Regions from separate parts of the Homo sapiens genome. Here region 1 is linked to region 2. A link is a contact called in ENCODE Hi-C or POLR2A ChIA-PET data. All regions are on one chromosome and are shown on one strand. The core of a region is the stretch at or near the end of the contact, and the rest is flanking DNA. Distances in the headings are between cores, read along the strand shown.

Region 1 (5,235 bases), core at 10-2,509, 33 kb before region 2:
ATGGTGAAACCTCTACTCTACTAAAAAAACACAAATTAGCCGGGTATGGTGGCGCACACCTGTAATCCCAGCTATGTGGGAAGCTGAGGCAGGAGAATTGCTTCAACCAAAGAGGAGGAGGTTACAGTGAGCTGAGATTGCACCACTGCACTGCAGCCTGGGTGACAGAGTGAGACTCCATCTCAAAAATAAAAATAAATAAATAAATAAATATTATTACTTCTCAAAATGCGGTTCCCACACCTAGTATCATCAGCATCACCAAAGAACTTGTTAGAAATGCAAAATTGGCTTGGACTTCAGACCTCTGGAATCAGAACTCTGGAGGTGGGGCCCATCAGTCTGTGTTTTAACAAGCCTTCCATGTGATTCTGGGACAGCTAAATGTTTTGAACTATTGTAGGCAAAAACTAAAGCACATTTTCATGCTATCTTAAAAAATAAGAAAATCTCTTTTGCAATCTCAACTTCTTTTTTTCTTTTTGCATGCTATTTCTTGGTATTTGCACTATTTTATATGCTTGGACCAAGTTTCAAAATCCTATTAATTATTTATTGCTTATGCAAAGCTACAGCTTCAAATACTGAACATGTAACTTTATCACTTAGTGTCTCGAATTCAAATTAAACTAATCTAATTTTTATTATGTTTTAAAACACAGAATATCCAACATTGATCTTTTATAATTCAATTGCTAAATCATTCAGTCTCAGTTTTTGCAAGTTTATTCTTTTTATGAAGAATGGAAATCCCTGTAACAATGTTCACTGAACTTTCAGTACAATTTTTTGAAATCTTGTTGCTAGAGAAACTAAGAACAGTTCTAGATTTCCCTCTTTCTCTGATGCCAGCTTCCAACCAGAACTTGGGAAACATTTCCTTTTGAACAACCTGTCATTTCCCTACTGGTAAACACCAAGGCTCATATTCCAAAGAAGTTTTCATGGTGGTGATTAGGCACAACCTTGCTAAAAATTTGCATGTACATTTAATGTCAGCAAATTTAAAAAATTTTCCCACTATTTTGCAAAATAATTTCAGAGATAATTTATCTTTCTTTCTTACTAATCTCCATTTGGCTATACAAGACTGGCCTCAGGTAAACTCTGACTGATGCAAGTGAAATTTGTCTGTGACACTACATCCTCTTTTCTGTTCTTTTAAACTCCTGTCTGGGCCTGCCTGTATTCCATTGGTAGGATTCTCCCCAACTTCTCTCTCACTACGGCCGTGGCCCTTTCGCCAGATTCTTGGCGGTTGAGGTGTCCTCATTGTGCCCTACGGGTTAGGATAGTCACCCTCCTTCCCCCTTGCCATGTAAACACAAATTAAACTGTAGGGTCCCTATTTCCTCAGGGTTCTGATCTGCTGACAAGGGTGTTAATGGTTTAAGTGGAATTAATCAACCTTGACTGATTGTACTCAGCTTGTGGTTTCACACTTCTTTTAGGAAAAACTTTCATTGTAAAAAGAAGTAAAACAAACAAATGCAGAATTCAACTAATTCATTGAGTGAGGGTTAGTTTTGGCACTCAGCCAGTTGGCTTTTTTCTCTGGGGTGAAAAGGTACGCTCTAAGGCAATGGTTCTCTACTGGGAGCGTTGAGAACCATATTGATGCCAAAACCCTGTTTCCAGAAATTCTGATTTAATTGATCTGAGCCTGGGCCTGGGCATTGGTGTTGAAATCTCCCAGGTGTTACTAATATGGTTTTTCCTCTTTATCCTGCTTTAGAATCACCTGTAGAGCTTGTTAAATCAGGATTCCTGGCTCCACTGCACAGTTTCTGGTTCACTAGGTCTGGAATAGGGCCTGATGATTTGCATTCTAACAATTCCCAGGGGACGTTGATGCTATTGGTCCAGGAACCACATTTGCCTCGACCAGGAAATACTTCTACTGTCCCCACCCTCTTAAAAATACTTGTAAACTTAAGAATGGTTAAGAACATTATTCTAATTCATTCACTTTATCATCATGAATCCATGGAAGCCCCTTTCACTTTAGTTTCTAAAAATATTTAATTTAATTTTAATTTAACAAATATTTAATTTTAATTTTAAAACTATTTAACCTTAATTCCCCATCACTACTCTTATTCTCTCTTTTCCCACTTTCTCTAATTCATTTGACATGTTACCCAGTTGAAGTGTCAATCCTCAGAATTAAGTCATAGAGCTTTTTGCTTTGAGGAAAATTTTAAATTGGAATGCTTTAGGGGGACCCTTATGTTACAAAAAGACTATGCTGCTAAGACTATCAAATATGTTATAGTTTAAATGTTGTATTTATCATTATTTACATAAATAATATAATAAAACCTTTTCTAATAAATAAAAATTAAGACTGCTTTTTCTTGTAGTGATACTTATTTTCTATTAAGTAGGAAATACTATAAAGAAATTCTTTAGAGTATTTATTATCCTTGTGGATAAAACACAGTTATCGCGACTGACACAAATGTTACAGTAGAAAAATATTATAAAGTCATACATCAATTTTAAAACAGGATAAAAATTATATGGATAAAATATAAGTGGTGATTTGTTCCCCACGAAAATTCCTGAGTTCAGATGTTTTTGAATACCACTGTTTTAATCTAATCTAATCTTGTTATATAATTCACTCTGTCTGGGAAATTAATGGGATATCCTTAAACTTTTGTGATTGGTTTTCAAATACCAGTAAAGCAGAGGGATAAAATGACCTGTGTCAAAATTAAATATAGCTATTGATTTTTCTTTTTCCTTTTCCTTTTTTTTTGAGACAGAATCTAGCTCTTGTTGCTCAGGCTGGAGTGCAGTGGCAGGATTTCAGCTCACTGCAACCTACGCCTCCCAGGTTCGAGCGATTCTCCTGCCTCAGCCTCTGAGTAGCTGGGACTGCAGGCACCCGCCACCACGCCCAGCTAATTTTTGTATTTTGGTAGAGACGTGGTTTCATCTTGTTGGCCAGGCTGGTCTGGAACTGTTGGCCTCAGGTGATGCACCGGCCTCGGCCTCCCAAAGTGCTGGGATTACAGACCGGGAGTGGTGGCTCAAGCCTGTAAACCCAGTACTTTGGGAGGCCGAGGTGGGTGGATCACCTGATGTCACGAGTTCCAGGCCACCCTGGCCAACACAGTGAAACACTGTCTCTACAAAAAATACAGAAATTAGCTGTGCATGGTGGCGCACGCCTGTAAACCCAGATACTCGGGAGGCTGAAGCAGGAGAATTGCAGCCTGGTTGACAAGAGCGAGACTCTGTCTCAAAAAATAAAAAAGTGCTGGACTTAACATGAGCCATCGTGGCCAGCCTAAATATAGCTATTGATTTTTAACTAGCCATAATCTTCCGGAAGGCTGTCAGCTTTGTGATCCTTTGATATCACAAAGGCACAATCCTTGTGACTAACTCATCAAAACTACTATAAATGTGTTTATGATGTTGCTCTAAGTATTACATTGATTTTTATAAATATTTCTACATTTATTAACATTCGATACCTCATATTATCCCTGAAAGAATCATATGACACATATGTACAACTGGCAAATGCCACTAATTTTAGTTATAGAATAAATGAAGTTTATTCACCATTTAATTAAGGAGGGAAATGCATATTATTGCTTTTTTTTTTCTTTTAAGACAGAGTCTCGCTCTGTTGCCTAGGCTGGAGTGCAGTGGTGCAATCTCGGGTCACTGCAACCTCTGCCTCCCTGTTCAAGTGATTCTCGTGCCTCAGGCACCCAAGTTGAGTAGCTGGGATTACAAGCATGCCACTATGCCTGGCTTATTTTTTGTATTTTTAGTAGAAACGGGGTTTCACCATGTTGGCCAGGCTAGTCTCAAACTCCTGGCCTCAAGTGATTTGCCCTCCTTGGCCTCCCAAAATGCTGGAATTACAGGCTGAGCCACTGTGCCTGTCCTATTACTGTGTTTTTAATCCTTCTAAATCTTTCTTCATCCACAGGGACCACACCCCATGTATTTTATTACCTAAAATACTGTTTATATGTTAACATTCTTACAATTATTATTATTATTATTTTGTGAAGGAGTTTCACTCTTGTTGCCCAGGCTGGAGTGCAATGATGCGATCTTGGCTCACTGCAACCTCTGCCTCCTGGGTTTAAGCAATTCTCCTGCCTCAGCTTCCAGAGTAGCTGGGATTACAGATGTGTGCCACCACACCCAGCTAGTTTTTGTATTTTTAGTAAAGAAATTTCACCATGTTGAAATTCTTTAGTAAAGAATTTAGTACAGAAATCTTTACTAAATTCTTTAGTAAAGAAATTCTTTATGAAATTCTTTACTAAAGAAATTCTTTAGTAAAGAAATTTTACCATGTTGGCCAGGCTGGTCTCGAACTCCTGACCTCAGGTGATCCACCTGCCTCAGCCTCCCAAAGTGCTGGGGTTACAGGCATGAGCCACCGTGCCTGGTGACAATTTTATTATTATTTTTTAGAGACATGGTGTCTTGCTACGTTGCCTGGGCTAACTCTTGGGCTCAAGCAATTCTCTAGCCTCAGCCTCCTGCATAGCTGCGATTATAGACTTGAGCCACTGCACCCAGCATAAATGTTTTGTAAGTACTGCATTGGCTTAGACCCCAGTTTTAGAGGTGTGTGTGTGTGTGTGTGTGTGTGTGTGTGTGTTTCTCTGTGTGTGTGGTGATGGCTTCTGTGTTATTACCTTCACTCAGTGGAGAAATGTATCAGGTTTACTAGTTCTGTATTCAAATGTCCTCAGAGAACCATTGCTCCTAACTTAGAGTGAACCTGGATCCCAGAGAGATTGCATGGCATCAGATGTAGTAGAAAAACATATTGCTTTCTGTTTCCTTCCAGTTACACTGTTAAACCATGTCCAAAGTAAAACTTTTTTTTTAAACGTAATTGCCATACATTCTGATGTGTGTTCAATTTGTGATGAATGGCAGTTTCCACATTAAAAAAATGTTTGTTCGGCTGGGCACTGTGGCTCATGCCTGTAATCCCAGTACTTTGATAGGTCAAGGTGGGCAGATCACTTGAGGCCAGAATTTCTAGACTAGCCTGCCAAAATGGTGAAACCCCATCTCTCCTAAAAATACAGAGATTAGCCAGGCATGGTGGTGTGCACCTGTTATTCCAGCTACTCGGGAGGCTGAGGCACGAGAATCACTTGAACCCAGGAGGCAGAGGTTGTAATGAGCCGAGATCACACCACTGAACTCCAGCTTGGACGACAGAGTGAGACCCTACCTCAA
Region 2 (5,424 bases), core at 2,738-5,237:
TTTTTTTTTTTTTTTTCTTTTTTGAGACAGAGTTTTGCTCTTGTTGCCCAGGCTGGAGTGCAATGGCCCAATCTCGGCTCACTGCAACCTCCACCTCCTGGGTTCAAGCGATTCTCCTGCCTCAGCCTCCTGAGTAGCTGGGATTACAGGCATGCACCACCACGCCCGCCTAATTTTTTTGTTTTTTTAGTAGAGGCAGGATTTCGCCAAGTTGGTCAGGCTGGTCTCGAACTCCTGACCTCACATGATCCACCTGCCTCGGCCTCCCAAAATGCTGGGATTATAGGCGTGAGCCACCGTGCCCAGCCAGAAATACTCTTATAACATAACCATCTCCCTCCCTACTGAAGTGAATTACCCTAATGACTTTTAATCATTTATTTTTCTTTATAGTTTTGCTATGGTGTGTGCATCCCTATACATTATCATTTAGTGTTTCCTAAGAGTATAATTTTTAATGTATGTTTATTATTCTACTATATAAAGATACATAAATTCATACAACTTTTTAGCTTATTTTTTGGTGGTTTTAAAAAATTTTATTTTTTGGCTAGGTATCTGTTTACATAATGCAAAATTTTAAATGTTCAAAAGGGAAGGCAATCAAAAGTCTTACTACTACTTTGTTCTTCAGCCATCTGGCTATCTCTATAACCAGTTTTTAGGAAGTTGTTTTTGAGGAAAATGAGCCTAAGAATGGTATTGATATTTTTTCAGCTTTAATGTCCTAAACTAACCTCCTAAGTAGGTACAAAAATATAATTCTTAGAAAAGCATTCAAAAAGTTGATTTTTCTTTTATATGAAGTTGGCATAATTTCTGGAGTAAGATATGTGATTTTACTCTTGAACTAGTTAAATGTGTAACATTGAACAGTTAACCATGAATTGGTTGTGAAATAACCAAAGAAGGAAAATTAGGATCCAACTAGGTATAAATAGTGTGGTGGTATTTTACTTTGCTTGACTATGGAGCTGAGAGACCCAAGTTGCTTTTTTTTGTCTCTTGGGCATGATGGAAAACTCAACAGTTTCTTATGTTTTTGCTCTAGTAGATCAATAATGTCATGAAGATAACATGTTATACAAAAATGCATAATTCAGTTTGCATTAATGACAGAACTACCATCAACCTGTCTGAACAGTATACCATTTTTATGAAGCAGGGTTCTTTGGCTGTAAGAAACAAAAACAGGCTCTGCTTAACCTAAATAAAGGAAATTTACTGGGATAATTCAGGTACTCATTGTTTGGCAGAAAGGATGAAGAATCAGGCTTTGAAATGAACAGAGCCAATACAACTTATGAGGTCCAGGAACTGCTGATAACAAGAATGGTCTCATATGAAAACTGGCTTTGGATATTTTACTGGATTCTAATAGAAACTGTTCCTGATTGTGGAACACCAGGTGACTATGCAACTAGATCTACTCATCAGGATGTTATCAGATACAGTAAGTGATAAGTTTGGATGGGTGTATCATTAGACTTATGATATAAATGAAACATATGCATCCAGCTTGACCATATTCAAAAGGTATGAATGAATTATATGCACATGTATCTCAAACTTTCAGGTCATCTGTCTCTGTAGCACCAATAACCCTCCCTTAACTCACACTTGGGCCTCATGAAGGGAGGGGAGTAAGTGCCCCCTTCTGACTAAGTGATGGAATAAGAAATAACTTGGCCCAGTTTACACATGAATTCTCACAGTACATTAGCGATAGTGGAAAGTAAATTGCCACCACATTATAGTTCCACTCAAGGACGGAGGGACAGTTGTGAAAAGAAATCCTCTCTCCAGGCAGGCAATGTTATGAGTAGTGCGAATGGTCATTCACTTGGTATGGAGAGAGAAATGTACTTTGTATAGATACATGGGGACCCTGGGGAAGGTGGGAATGTCTTGGCTGGTTTGTCGGGGTAAGGCATCCTCATATTGGCTCTCCCATCTTCCCTTCCTCATTCTTCTACTCCCTCACTCCTGCTTCCCTGGGATTGCAGGGATACTAGTAAGATAGTGTCACGTGAACTTTTGTCTCAGGCTCTGTTTTGAGGGAAATCAACTTCTCTGAGATGTTCAGTGAGATATTTGTGGGCAAACCAGACTCCCTAACCAAATTACACATGCTTTACCAGAGCAACAATATATGTTCAGTGGTAGCTCAAGCTGTTTTTATGACCATTTTTCTTATTTTGGGAAGAAAATGAAGAGAAGCTTGTTCAAATTATTTTTGATAACTTTCATGTATGCCCGTTCTCTTAAAATCCTTCTACTAGGTTAACCATTTATAAAATAACTGGGTTAGCAATCAGAGATAGAAACCTGTTTGTGAACAGAATGAATAAGGAAATTGTGTCATCAACAAAACAAGAAGAGCTGGGCACAGTGGCTCATGCCTGTAATCCCAGCACTTTGGGAGGCCAAGGAGGGTGGATCACGAGGTCAGGAGTTCGAGACCAGCCTGGCCAACACAGTGAAACCTCGTCTCTGCTAAAAACACAAAAAATTAGCCGGGCGTGGTGGTGGGCACCTGTAATCCCAGCTACTTGGGAGGCTGAGGCAGGAGAATCACTTGAACCTGGGAGGTGGAGGTTGCAGAGATCCGAGATCCCACCATTGCACTCCAGCCTGGGTGACAGTGCGAGACTTGTCTCAAACAACAACAACAACAACAACAACAACACCACCACCACCAACAACAACAAGAAGAACTTATCTCCTTTCCATGAGAAAAATCAATATGTAATCAAAATTTTTATTTTATTTAAAACTACCCAAAAGATTGAATTTGACTTTTTCTAGATACCATTCACTATGTCAAAAACCTAAGCAAAGAATGTAAATAACTTTCAAAGTATTTCTTCCACTCTACTCCTGATGAGTCTAAAGTTAAACAACTGAAAACTGCCTCCCTCAGTTTAACATTTGGCACATCTCTTTTTAAGGACTTCGAAGATACCCTGTGTCCCATTACAAATAAAATATGACGGCTGGGCGCAGTGGCTCATGCCTGTAATCCCAGCACTTTGGGAGGATGAGGTGGACGGTCAGGAGTTTGAGACCAGACTGGCCACTATGGTGAAACCCTGTCTTGACTAAAAATACAAAAATTAGCCGGGCGTGGTGGTGCACACCTATAGTCCCAGCTACTTGGGAGGTTGAGGCAGAAGAATTGCTTGAACTCGGAAGGAAGAGGTTGCAGTGAGCCGAGACTGTGCCATTGCACTTTGGCCTGGGCGACAGAGCGAAACAAAAAACAAAACAAAACAAAACAAAACAAAACAAAAAAGAATGCCAGAATTTCTTTCTTTCTTTCTTTCTTTCTTTCTTTCTTTCTTTCTTTCTTTCTTTCTTTCTTTCTTTCTTTCTTTTTTTTTTTTTTTGACAGATTCTTGCTCTGTCCTGCTCTTGGCTCACTGCAACCTCCACCTCCTGGGTTCAAGAAATTTTCCTGCCTCATCCTCCCGAGTAGCTGGGACTACAGGTATGTGCCGCCACACCTGGCTAATTTTTGTATTTTTAGTAGAGACGGGGTTTCACTATGTTGACCAGGCTGGCCTTGAACTCCTGACCTCAAGGTGATCCACCCACCTCAGCCTCCCAAAGTGCTGGGATTACAGATGTGAGACACTACGCCCGGCTTTACTTTAGAATTTCTTAACTAAAGAGATGAGGAAAAGCATATAATTCCTTGGCTTCACTTTATAATGCTTGATAGAAAATGGGGGTGGATGAGGAGATATCAATAACGTTAAAAAAAAAAAAAGCAAGTTACTAACAGGAATGAGGAAGCAGAGGGAAGGTCAAAATGTAGGATGAGGTGGGCTTTCTAGCCAATATAGGACAATAAAGAAGAAAAGGAATGCCATGGTCATGGTGATAACCTTACCAGTTCCTGGTGTAGATGAGAAATGAAGCATAGCTAATCTACTAATTTTAGGTGACACCATCATGCCTTTCACTATGACTCAAAAGAATGTGTGACAAACCACTTTCTCATCAGGCCAGCTGATGGTATTGCCACTCAGAAATGGGGAGAAAATTCTTAAAGAACCACTAAGAGCTTTTCACTACTCTGAACTCTCAGCTTGAATAAAATCCACTTAGTCCTTTCTGTATTTCAGTGACTGCAATTATCAAGCATTGATAAGGAGCTTCTTGGGTTTTCAGAATGGTCATAAAAAATGATTTTCAGCTGAGTGTGGTGGCTCACACCTGTAATCCCAGCACTTTGGGACACCGAGGTGGGTGGATCACATGAGGACAGGAATTTGAGATCAGCCTCAGCAACGTGGCAAAACCCTGTCTCTATTAAAAATTCAAAAAATTAGACGGGCATGGTGGTGCACGCCTGTAATCCCAGCTACTCGGGAGGCTGAGGCACAAGAATCACTTGAGGCTGGGTGCAGTGGCTCACGCCTGTAATCCCAGCACTTTGGGAGGCCAAGGCTGGTGGATCACTAGGTCAGGAGTTCGAGACCAGCCTGGCTAACACTGTGAAATCCTGTCTCTACTAAAATACAAAAAATTAGCTGGGCGTGGTGGTGGGCACCTGTAGTCTCAGTTACTCGGGAGGCTGAGGCAGGAGAATGGTGTGAACGTGGGAGGCGGAGCTTGCAGTGAGCCGAGATTGCACCACTGCACTCCAGCCTGGGCAACAGAGCGAGACTCTGTCTCAAAAAAAAAAAAAAAGAATCGCTTGAACCAGGGAGGAAGAGGCTTCAGTGAGCCGAGATCGCCACTGCACTCCAGCCTGAGTGACAAGAACAAAACTCTGTTTCAAAAAAAAAGATTTTTATTTTATTAAATATGGGTTGAAAATAGGTGAGGTATTTATAAAAAAAATGGTTAAGGATGGTGTATTGAGCATCTTTAATGTGTGACTGTTCAGCATTCATTTCTCTTTCCTAATAACATCACATTTCTTTTAGAGGGAATTATAATTTTATTATTATTGTTGTTACTATTTGCATATAAATTTTTATATATTTGTCATTGTTGTTGTTGTTTTGGTTTTTTTGAGACAGGGTCTCACTCTGGTTGTCCAGGCTGGAGTGCAGTGGGGTGATCTTGGCTCACTGCAGCCTTGACCCCTCAGGCTCTGGTGATTCTCCCACCTCAGCCTCCTGAGTAGCTGAGACTAGAGGCAGGTGCCACTGTCCCCGGCTAATTTTTTGTATTTTTAGTAGAGGCGGGGTTTCACCATGTTGCCCAGGCTGGTCTCAAACTCCTGGGCTCAAGCAATCCACCAGCCTCGCCCTCCCAGAGTGCTGGGATTACAGGCATGAGCCGCTGTGCCTGGCCTTGTTACCATTTTGGATTCAGCCTGGTGGACTTTTACTCAGCAGACCTATACTTTCTTAGCCCAAGTCTGAATATATGGTTGAAACCAGGCCAATCAGACACCTACTCTCTGGA

What was found. A loop is a pair of places that touch in the nucleus more often than their neighbours do. ChIA-PET counts read pairs that join two places held with the same protein, here RNA polymerase II (POLR2A). Pooled maps may share reads with other maps.
Region 1: a pooled map shows a loop between it and region 2 (4-fold over the local background). The contact joins two enhancer-like sites. A Hi-C loop is called at or near these places in 6 of 50 pooled maps. POLR2A ChIA-PET finds 5 or more read pairs at or near these places in 8 of 52 experiments (A549, CD8-positive, alpha-beta memory T cell, GM12878 and 5 more).

What each region holds. Positions count from the first base shown.
Region 1 is chr6:63,533,860-63,539,094 of GRCh38, reverse strand. It overlaps a transcript of LGSN not described here and a transcript of PTP4A1 not described here. Among named protein-coding and RNA genes, the nearest start is that of PTP4A1, 36 kb to the left of the region's middle. Within about 2 kb of position 1,259, at least 2 of the 41 ENCODE cell types and tissues checked have a DNase peak (open chromatin) inside an H3K27ac peak, as active enhancers do.
Region 2 is chr6:63,503,519-63,508,942 of GRCh38, reverse strand. It overlaps a transcript of LGSN not described here. Among named protein-coding and RNA genes, the nearest start is that of PTP4A1, 66 kb to the left of the region's middle. RefSeq lists an enhancer at 4,126-4,265. Within about 2 kb of position 3,987, at least 2 of the 41 ENCODE cell types and tissues checked have a DNase peak (open chromatin) inside an H3K27ac peak, as active enhancers do.